Regions from separate parts of the Homo sapiens genome. Here region 1 is linked to region 2. Evidence: read pairs that join two places in POLR2A ChIA-PET (ENCODE). Cell type or tissue: endothelial cell of umbilical vein. All regions are shown on one strand. Each heading gives the region's core, and the rest is flanking DNA. Links, peaks and the distances in the headings are about the cores only.

Region 1 (5,377 bases), core at 212-5,211, 140 kb after region 2:
AAAAATCTGTTCTCACAGCCACTTTATGTCAAACAAATAATGTCACAATAATACCCATAACTAACTTCCTTTTCTTTTTTTGTTTTTGAGCACTAGAAGTTTATTGATAGATAATTATCAAGTATTTGTCCTAGTTCTTATCATATTTTATATTTGCATAACATTTTATCATGTCATCACTTTTCTACCTGGCAATATGGCAAACTGTCATAGGCTGTGGAGTGCTTCTTCCAAAATCAAACTGAAAGGCACTTAAAAAAAAGGAAGTATTAATTTGAAAAACAATTTATAAAAAAATCTGACAGAAATTGTTCCTGGACCAAACCGAAGGTTGGGTTGTTTATTCTTGTGGCCCAATAACGAGATGCTGGTGAACTGGGAAAGAAGAGAGTTTATTTCTATAACCAGGTACAGGGAGAAGGCCGGGAAAATATTGCCAGACCAGCTCAAAATTACAAAATTTTCCAGGGCTTATATACCTTCTAAGCTATATGTCAACGTGTAAGTGTGCATTCATCTAAAGACATCAGTGATTAACTTCTTCTAATCTATAACTAAGGTCTCAGTCCTAAAGACCTTCCTCAGGAGCCTCGTAAATTTACTTAATCTAAATGGGTCCAGGTGCTGGGGTGATTAACCTTATCTCGTCTCCTGCTAAATCATGGAGATTTGGGGAGTTCCTTCAGACTCCCAATAAACTTGTTTGTGGAGGCCTGGGAAGTTTTTTTCAGACCCCCAATAAAACTTGTTTAATTCTAAACGGGTCCTGTTAAGAATTCCTTGGTTATCTTGTAATGCTTCAAGGCCCAGGAGAGGCCTGGGCAAAACTCTTGGTGGGCTTTTGATACAATCTAGCCTTTGTATAAGGGCACTGGCTTAATCAGCTTTTAATATTTAACTTAACCACTCAGTCAGTACTGAAACAGTTGTTACTGAGACCTGCATTAGTGAGACCTGACTTGCCACAAAATCTCTGAGGAGTTGGATGTGTAAAGGTCAGAGGCAGAGCTGGGGATAGGAAGGGCTGGAGCCTGAGGTGGAGGATGGCTGGGCGGGGTAGGGGGGTGGCAGTGAGAGGAGGAACATTGTAAAAGCCCTACCGTGGGGCCTCTTTGATGACAAGAGTTTCGGACTGAGCAATCACACTCTGACAATCACTCCAACAAACCTCCATTTCCAACCCCCAGATGGGTGTCCCAGCAATAATTTCCTCCTGGTGCTCTTGCCTTCTAGCAGCTTAAATGTGAAACCTTGGTCACAGGAGTCTCCAGGTGAAGAGGCAGCAAACAGGGATGGTCTTCTGCCATGTCTAGGGCTCTCCACTGTGGGGTTCCTCCCCGTCCCTCACCTTACATATGCCTGGAGGGACATAGGCTGGGACCAGGCCTTCTGTGCTTCCCCAGAAGCACCAGCCATGACCACCAAGGAACATGAACTCACACACCAACATAATCAGACACCTGGGGATTGGAAAAGGAAGACAGCACCCTGAACAACAGGCACCACCTGAAACAGACCAAGAATGTAGAATAATCTAGTACATGTACTCAAGGACACAAAGAAAGATTTCCTACTATAGTGCACTAAAAAGAAATCATAACTAAGAATTACATGTATAAATACTTAAATATAATGTTGAAATAAAGAATATGCTAAATGAGAAATATTACAGGATGGATGTAACTAAAAATAATTAATGAGGAGGCATATTTTTAGTGAGGAGGCATATTTGATTGGGGAACTCTCACAAAAAAGGAAAGAGCAAAGAGAGAAAACATTTAGAAAAGTGCTAAGATGTTGGGAGACTAGAAATAAAAGTAGCAAGACTATTTGAATAACGGGATCCCCACATAGGAAAAATTAGAACTAATAAAGACGTATTTCCATTTTTAAGGAAAGATGACACATCTCATTTAAAAAAAGAAAAAGAAAAAAAAAAGGCTGGGCACAGTGGCTCATGCTTGTAATCCCAGCACTTTGGGAGGCTGAGGTGGGCAGATCACTTGAGGCCAGGAGTTCGAGACAAGCGTGGGCAACATGGAGAAACCCTGCGCTACTAAAAATACAAGAAACACCCGTGTGTCGTGGGGCGTGCCTGTAATCCCAGCTACTTGGGAGGCTGAGGCAAGAGAATCGCTGGAACCTCGGAGGCGGAGGTTGCAGTGAGCTGAGATCACGCCACTGCACTCCAGCCTGGGTGACAGAACAAGACTCAGTCTCAACAGAAAAAAAAAAAAAAAAAAAAAAAAAAAAAAAAAAAAAAAAAAGCTCATCAAGGAACAAACAAGAGAGTTCAGGAGAAAATGGACCTAGAGTACACAAAGACAAACAGGACATTCTAAACGCTGCTAGAGAGAAAGATCACCTAAAAAGAAAAAAGTCAGGTGGCATTGTACTACACATCAGCAACACTGGACTCAATTAGACAATGAAGTAATATATTTAAAGAACTGATGAAGATGACACATGAAATTGTCATTCAAACATAGGGGCATAACAAATATGTCCTCAGGCACTCAAAGACCCGTAATGGAAACAGAATCGGAGGAAGAAGCTAAATCTCTTTACATTTGTAGAGAAAAACAAATTCAGGAGGATGCAGTACTAAGTACAGAAAAAGCATAGCTGATCAAATACTTTGGTAAATGTATTGCTGATGCAACAAAGTTCCAACAGACAACATCAGTTTATAAAAATCAGTAGGATTTCCTTACATTTGCATTAATCAACTAGAAAATTTGATGAAAAAATGAACCAACAAGAGCAATTCGCAATAACAACAAAAACTAGTGTCTAGAAATTATTTTAACCAAGGTTATAAAAGATCTCTATGAAAAACTTTTACAACTTGAACAGATAATATAGAAAAGAATTTTACTTATTTATTTTATTTTTTTTGTAGAGAAAATAATTTTACTTATTTATTTTATTTTATTTTTTTGTAGGGCAACATATTTTCCTATGTTGTCCAGGCTGGTCTCGAATTCCTGGGCTAAAGCGATCCTCTCACCTCGGCCTCCTAAAGTGCTGGGACTATAGGCATGAGCCACCATGCCCAGCTGATTTTAAAATAATAGAAAAATATTCTGTGCTCTTGGATGACACAATTTACTATTATAAAGGTATTTGTTTTTCCCGAATTAATCCAAAAATTCAATGCAATCCCCATACAAATTCTAGTTGGATTTTTTGAGGAACTTGAATTATTATTCTGAACTACACTGAAAAGAAATAATAAATATTCAGAAATAACTAAGTTAAAATTGAAAAATAAGAATAATGAGGGAGATTTCTTTTACCAGTCACTGTAACTTAGTACAAATCTCTAGTAATAGAAACAGTGTGGTTTTGGTGCAAGAAAAAATATATCATTAGGCCGGGTGCAGTGGCTCATGCCTGTAATCCCAGCACTTTTGGAGGCCCAGGCAGGTGGATCACTTGAGGCCAGCAATTTGAGACCAGCCTGGCCAACATGGAGAAACCCTAGCTCTACTAACAATTCAAAAGTAGCCCAGTGTGGTGGTGGGTGCTTGTAATCCCAGCTACTGGGGAGGCTGAGGCATAAGAATCGCTTAAACCTGGTAGTCGGGGGTTTCAGTGAGCCATGATAGTGCCACTGCACTCCAGCCTGGGTGACAGTGCCAGACCTTGTCCCCACCTCCACAAAAAAAAAAAAAAAAAAAAAAAAAAAAGACCATTGGAGTAGAACGGAGAGATCAAAAGGAAATTCATGTATAGATGGACATTTTAATGACAAATATCATACCCCAGGTCAATTGGCAGAAAATCAAATGGATTATTTAATACATGATGTAGAGAAAAATAAAATCGAGCTCAAACAAGGAGTTGAGGGTAATTGGGTGTCCATCTTTGGGGAGAGATGGGTAAAATGTGGTTGGAGATATGACACAAAGTGCTGTGAAATTGTTAGAAAAAGCACATTAAATGTACAAATGATAGCATGGATGCATCTTAAAGGCAGTGCTAAAGTAATGCAAAGTAACATTTATATAAGTTTAAAATAAAGACCCACAAAACAAAAATATGCGTTTCACAAAAACAGATTAAAAACAAGAATAGTTGCCACAGTGGATTCGGGGAGGGAACTGGAAATGGAAAAATAAATAATCATAAAAACATAAATTTTATATCCATGGCTGTATGATTTGATAGTACAGTGATAAAACATAAATTTTGTGTGTGCTTATTGGTGTTTCTTTTCCCCTTCCTTTTGAACTCAGGACATGTTTGGTTATGGGGAGACGCGATCTGGAGGAAAAGTCAAGTATTAAAGCCACTGGACAGAGCACACAGCCTCAGAAATGAAGTGCTTTGTTCAAGTGCACGTAGCTGGTTAAGTGGTGGTGCCAGGGACTCCGGACTCCTACTCTCGTGAAAACTCTTGTGCCTGAAAATTATTGTAAAATATCTGGAATTATTATTATTATTTATTTTTATTTTTTGAGACGGAGTCTCGCTCTGTCGCCCAGGCTGGAGTGCAGTGGCGCGATCTCGGCTCACTGCAAGCTCCGCCTCCCGGGTTCACGCCATTCTCCTGCCTCAGCCTCCCGAGTAGCTGGGACTATAGGCGCCCGCCACGACGCCCGGCTAATTTTTTGTATTTTTAGTAGAGATGGGGTTTCACCATGTTAGCCAGGATGGTCTAGATCTCCTGACCTTGTGAGCCGCCGGACTCGGCCTCCCAAAGTGCTGGGATTACAGGCGAGAGCCACCGCGCCCGGCCTGGAATTCTTAGTAAAAACATCTGGACAGCAAACGTGAATTTTTTTCCCACAGAGCAAGTTTCCTTGATTGTTCCCTTCTCAATATAAAGACAAAACTCATTTCAGAAAAATGTAAATAAGCAAACAGAAAACACACCATGATTCTGGCACAACCCCCCTTTTTTTTTAATTTGCAAAGTGAGAAACTGACACTAAGTCGAGGAGAAATTTCCTGACCCTGAGTCTTGGAACCTTCTTTTTTGGAGGAGACAATTCCAGAAAAATGGTTGTTCTGGAGCTAAAGACTTTAAAACCTGTTTTGTTTTTGTTTTACATTACTTTGGCATCTGCTGAGTTAAACAGTGACTAGAAAGTCAAGAGAACATCAGAGGCTGTGTGAAGCAGGCAGAAGGGCATGAAGTTTAATGGTGGAAACTGTAGAACCCCAGAGAGCTGATAGCTAAGGAGAAGTACCTTCTACAAAAATTTAACAAAAGGCGTTTTCTATGAAAGATCAGTAGTACTCCAGCCCTGACCCCCAGGAGGCCTTCGGGGGCCTCATGAGAGGCCAGCTATAGCTCTAGGTCCAACTCACTGTTTCACAAAAAGAGTTTTCAGAGATTTGAACCTAGACAATTTCAGAACAGGAACAA
Region 2 (5,377 bases), core at 194-5,193:
CCAGCTTGTTAATCCACACAGCAAACTCTTAATCCCCAAACATTCCACCACCACCATCACAAAACCTTTTTCTTGGATGCAGATCACTTCAAGGTGGGATTGGGCAACTTCAACAAGACTGCTCAAATCCTGGTTTCTAGAACTTGTGATATTTTCATGTCTCTTTCCCCTACCCCAATTTCAAAAAAGTAAGGCCTATCACCCTATCACTGGGAAAATGCTCAAGAGCCTTCTAGACAAACTCAACCCCACTTGAAAGAAAGATCACTTTGAAGACACTGCTACAGAGCAGAGGTGAATGTGATAAAGTGTCTCTAAAAAGAGAAAAAGACTCCAGCCTGGGCAACAGAGCAAGATCCCTTCTCTACAAAAACTTTTTACAAAATAGCTGGGTGTGGTGGCACATGTCTTTAGTCCCAGCTACTTGGGAGGCTGAGGCAGGAGGATCACTGGAGCCCAGGAGTTCCAGGCTGCAGTGAGCCAAGACTGACCCCACCTTCCCCCGCACTCCAGCCTGAGAAACAGGGCAAGACCCCATCTCAAAAAAAAAAGAGGAAGGGAGGGAATGAGGTGGGAAGATCGGGGAGGGTAACTGAAGCCAGTAGCAGAGCCAGAATTAGAATTTAAACCAAGTTTATTGGCACATTCGCCAAATCCCCCACTTTGGGGCTACCTGTGAAATCTATCCCTATTGAACAAGGTCCCCACCACTTTGTGGATTTAACCTAACTTCCTATGAAGAGGTTAGGGCAGAGGAGTGTACACAACTCCCCCACCAACCTGGATTTTACATAGAAACCAAGGCCAGAAATAGCACCAAGTCTCCCAGCCTCTAAAAGATAAAGCAGGGGCGCAGCTGCCGCCTCGCTGAGGCAGCCTTCTGCGCGGACCCCAAGCTGTCACGCGGCCCCTGGCGTGGATGGCACCGCGGAGGCGGTGTCTCCTTGGAGCGGACCTAAGCACCTTCCTATGCACTGCAGCGGGTCCATCTCCTTTGACTCCAGTAACTGAGAGGTAAATCAGGGTGACCCGTTTGACGTGTAAAGAACACTGAGGCCAGGGAAGGTGAACCCCAGGCGGCGTCTCTCTCAGGTAGAGACAGCAGGTGTTCCCCTCCGCTGGCTCCTAGAAGGGACAAATGGCCAAGCGCGTTAGGACTGGAAGAGGAAGGCCAGTTCCCAGCGAAGCAGCGCGGGCCGCACCTGGCAGCCCCGACCAGCAGGGACGGCCAGTTCCAGAGCAGATCACTCCCAGCCCCCGCTTGGGCCCCGCTTGGGCCCCGCCTGGGCCCCGCCAGCCCCCAGGGCAGAGGGCGGAGGAGTCATGTGCCGCGGCGGCCGCTGCCAGGTGGCGGGGAGCCAGGCCGGCAGGGCTGTCATGTCAGGGGAAGGAAGCGGCCCGGCGGGCGGCGGGCCAGGAGCGGCTCCCACTCGGGCCTCCAGACTGCAGCTCCTTTCCTGTCTCCCACTCATCTCGAGGGTCCCTTCCCTACCTCCTCAGAGGAACGCAGGGCCGGCCAGCAGCAGCTGGAGGCTTCCTCCCTCCTCTTCCCACGCCCCCCTGCCCACCACTATTTCCCAAGGGAGCGCTTCCATAGCAGAGTCCAGGCGGGGACACCCGATTGGGTAGAGCGCTGGAAAAACAATTTCAGCCTGCGGTTCAAAAGGCTGAACTCATGACCACAACTGGGGTCTAACCAGAGATTCCAGGGGGTTAATCATTTGTCCATCTTCAGCACCAACTGGGTAAAAAGTCAGCTAGCCTCTCGGGGGATATGACCATCAAGGTCCTGCCTCCTCACTGCTAAGTTTATGGTCAAAAGGAACCCAAAGGGCAAAGAAAGCCACCTCGCCATATTTGCAGGGGATGCCTCTACTGAGCAAGGGGTAAGCACCTTACACAGAATGTGTCCACAACCAAACGTGGCAGGCGAACTTCCCCTCAGCTGGCTTGGCCAGGCACAAACCCAGACTGCCCAACCCAAAATGCCAGCCACCCAAGTGGCAGACTGCTGCGTGAGGGTGAACATTAATTCCAGACAGGGACAGCCAAAAGATTACTGCACCTAAGTGTTGCCCGCTCTCCAGACAAGAGGAGCTAAAATAATATGGTTTCTGCCTTGTGGTTACTGCTTTTTTTACCTGGAGAGGGAAGCCCAAGGTGGAAAAACAAAAAGGCTCAAAACCAAGGCAACAGAGAAACCAACCTACATCCCCATGGGTCAGCACCAGTTTGAGGCTCCTTCCAATCTCTGTGATCAGGAATAGCACAAATGCCCTTGGGGTCAGACATTTCCTGTCCATCGGTTGGGCTAGGGCCCCTCAGTTTGGCTTGACAGCCTCAGCTTATCACAAATGCCAATCCTCCACCACCACCCTATTCCTCCTGCACGAAATAAGAATTAGTGCAACGCAGACACAGATCCTAAGTGCCCTCAAAGTTAGACTATCTGCCCTCAGCTGAGAAGTCACAAAAGCTACAGGTTTTCCCGTTGGCATTTACTATCCATATTTTACATTTAACTGATTAGAATCTTCCGCGACATAAATCAGGGTGATCCATTTTCCTGTATATTTTCCTTATATACAGGAAATCCTTCTGTTGATGGTTTTTTATTCCCTGTGCTCCACCACCACTACTGTTTTACACCCTCAGTTGTTTTGTTTAGTAAGAGAAACTTTGGGCAGCCCTCAGAATTATTATCTCTAGACACTTTCTCAGCAGCTGGCTCAAATGTTCCATGTTTGCATTTCAGGAAATCACAGACCTTGGAAATCCCTTCGTTTAACCTTCTTTTACAGAGATGAAACTAAGGCTAGAAAGGGAAAGTGACTGAAAGTCAGGTTTTACTAGAAGAGTTGTGGCCAGACTCTCAATTTTGCGGATGGTGTCTCCAGTGATCTTTGCATCTCTTTAATATAAAACACATCTTCAAAAAATAGCCAGATAAATTGAGGACATATACTTGTCTTTTCTTTTTGTTTTTGCACACTGATTAATCAGGGTCCTCCTAAGAGAACCAATAGGATGTGTGTGTGTGTGTGTGTGTGTGTGTGTGTGTGTGTATAGAGAGAGAGAGAGAGAGAGATTGATTTATCATAAAGAACTGGCTCATGCCATTATGGGGTCTGGCAAGTCCAAAATCTGTAGGGTCAGCTGACAGGCTGGAGACCCAAGAGAGCAGATGCAGAAGATTCCTCTGAAGATCAGTCTGTTTGTTCTATTCAGGTTTCAGCTGATTGGATGAGGCCCACCCACATTATGGTGGGCAATGTACTCGAAGTCCACTGATTTATATGTTATCCTCATCTAAAAAACATACTCACAAAACACCCAGAATAATGTTTGACCACAAATCTTGGCATTCTGTGGCCCAGCCAAATTGACACATAAAATTAACCATCATACATACTGTAGCTTAAAGGTGTAGTCTGCAGTAATTGCATCATATTTACGCATTTAAACATTTTTCATGAAAATCATTACTACATACAGATAGTTGAATAGAGTCTCAGGGTATATGTGCTATAGAGGATGGCAGGGAAAAATCAAGATTAATCTTAAAGATCTACACAGCCACATGTGTGTGTTATCTGGATTGGGGTCCTAGTTGTGTAACACTCCTACAGCAGAAAGACATGCAATTTAATCATCTATTTCACTGAAGGACAAAAGAGAAAACAGGTTAAGACTGCACCAGGGGTTTATGTGAGCTATGTGAGTTGTTAACAGACAGCCTTGTTCTGGGAAAGTTGATGCTGGAATCCCATATTAACGTTGCCAGATGGGGCCAGGTGACCTCAGGAAGTCTTTTCCAACCCAGATGATTCTGTGATCATATTTCCACTGTAATGAATAGCCCTCAAGAGAATGCTTATCATAGCAAATAAGGAGAGAGGGGTGTTGGGGCCAAAGGACTTGAGGCACACATTCAATCACCCCAGCTTCCCACTGTATATTCAACAACAACAAAACAACCGCTCTTCTAATTCTTTGCCCAAAATAACTGTTTGGTGTTGTTGATGAAGAATGGCTGGCGTGTTCCAGCCCAGTGCATTTCAGCAGTGGGTAAGTGACACCTCTCCCTATAATCTGCCAAGATATCTTCCAAAAAGAAAAAACAGGAATAAAAATGTAAAGAAGTCACCTGATGCCTGAATTTTCCTGCCTAATTAAGTGTTAACTTCCACAGCTAGTTTTCAGCATGAAGTAAAACATTTGCATACACTTAAAAACAGGTTTGAAATAATTACATACCTGTTACTCTTATTTCCTTAAAAATAACAGATTATCAGCAAAAACCAGATCATAGGAAAGAATGTAACACACATGATCCACTTTCTTCAATAACAATGCAACAGTGACAAAAATGGCAAAGAAAGGGGAAAGTAGAGAGACCTGTAGGTCAAAAAACATAAACAATATCAACCAACCCCAATATACTGACCTTATTTGAATGCCAACTCAAACTTACAAATTACAGAAACAAATTATAAGACAACGGAGGAACTGTGAATACTAATTAGATATTTGATATCAAGGAACTTCATTTTGTCAGGTGTTGGTACTGAGATTAAGTGTACAAAGAGTTCTTATATCTTTAAGAGATATATAATGAAATATTTACAAGTGAAATGATATGTCTAGAATTTGCTTCAACATAACTCCCGGACAAAGGGGAAGGGGCTGGGGTACAGATGAAACAATATTGGTCATATATTGACCACTGTTGAAGCTGGATGGTGGTATATATAGGCTTATTACACTACTTTATCTACTTTTATATATTTACTAGAAAGCTTATAAAAAGTTTTGAAATGGATAATTATATTTTTTTCTGAAATTTTGGGTTATTTATGTTCATTTAAGTTTTGGCCAGAACATAATAAAATATCAGTGATTTCCATAAAAGGAATAGCCTGCTTTTATAAATCATGCCAGAACAAGAGTGGTTACAAGGCTTAATACTGAACAGAGCTCATGGGAAGTGGGAGAAGGGGCAGTGGAGCAAAGATACTAATAGAAACTTAAGTTTGATGCTTTTTGCTCTTTTTAAAAATGAGATAAAGGAATAGCTGTTATGTTCAAAATAGAATCAGATTCTGTTTCCATTTTCATCTACTTTTATATTTCCAAACAACTAAAAAATGATCCTGCCCACCAGAACTTGTTTATTTCCACCATTAATGCAGCAACTCTACACTCCAAACCAAGAAGGAATAAACTGGATTAGGGGTCCTAGTTGTGACAATTCTATTAGGGGAATGCTTTATCCCCAGGACAGACAAACTAATGAAAGGATGTGAGTGTCCAGTAGATTAAGTACATCAATTATTGGTCCTCCCTAGAATCACCTTCTAAGGGGATGAAAAATGGA

What was found. ChIA-PET counts read pairs that join two places held together with the same protein. Peaks named below come from ENCODE experiments on the same cell type or tissue, not always from the same donor. Only the 100,000 strongest peaks of a DNase experiment are listed, where the experiment ranks them.
Region 1: POLR2A ChIA-PET joins it to region 2 with 5 read pairs; 2 of 35 experiments call an interaction of 5 or more read pairs at or near these places.

What each region holds. Positions count from the first base shown.
Region 1 is chr1:119,774,292-119,779,668 of GRCh38, forward strand. No RefSeq gene overlaps it. Among named protein-coding and RNA genes, the nearest start is that of HMGCS2, 8.1 kb to the left of the region's middle. In endothelial cell of umbilical vein, for the core only: no CTCF peak of the experiment used is centred there; no DNase peak of the experiment used is centred there.
Region 2 is chr1:119,630,329-119,635,705 of GRCh38, forward strand. The region is part of intron 1 of ZNF697 (zinc finger protein 697); the gene reads right to left. Among named protein-coding and RNA genes, the nearest start is that of ZNF697, 15 kb to the right of the region's middle. RefSeq lists silencers at 1,100-1,149, 1,240-1,399. In endothelial cell of umbilical vein, for the core only: no CTCF peak of the experiment used is centred there; DNase peaks (open chromatin) are centred at 1,443, 2,683 and 3,803; H3K27ac peaks cover 2,702 bases.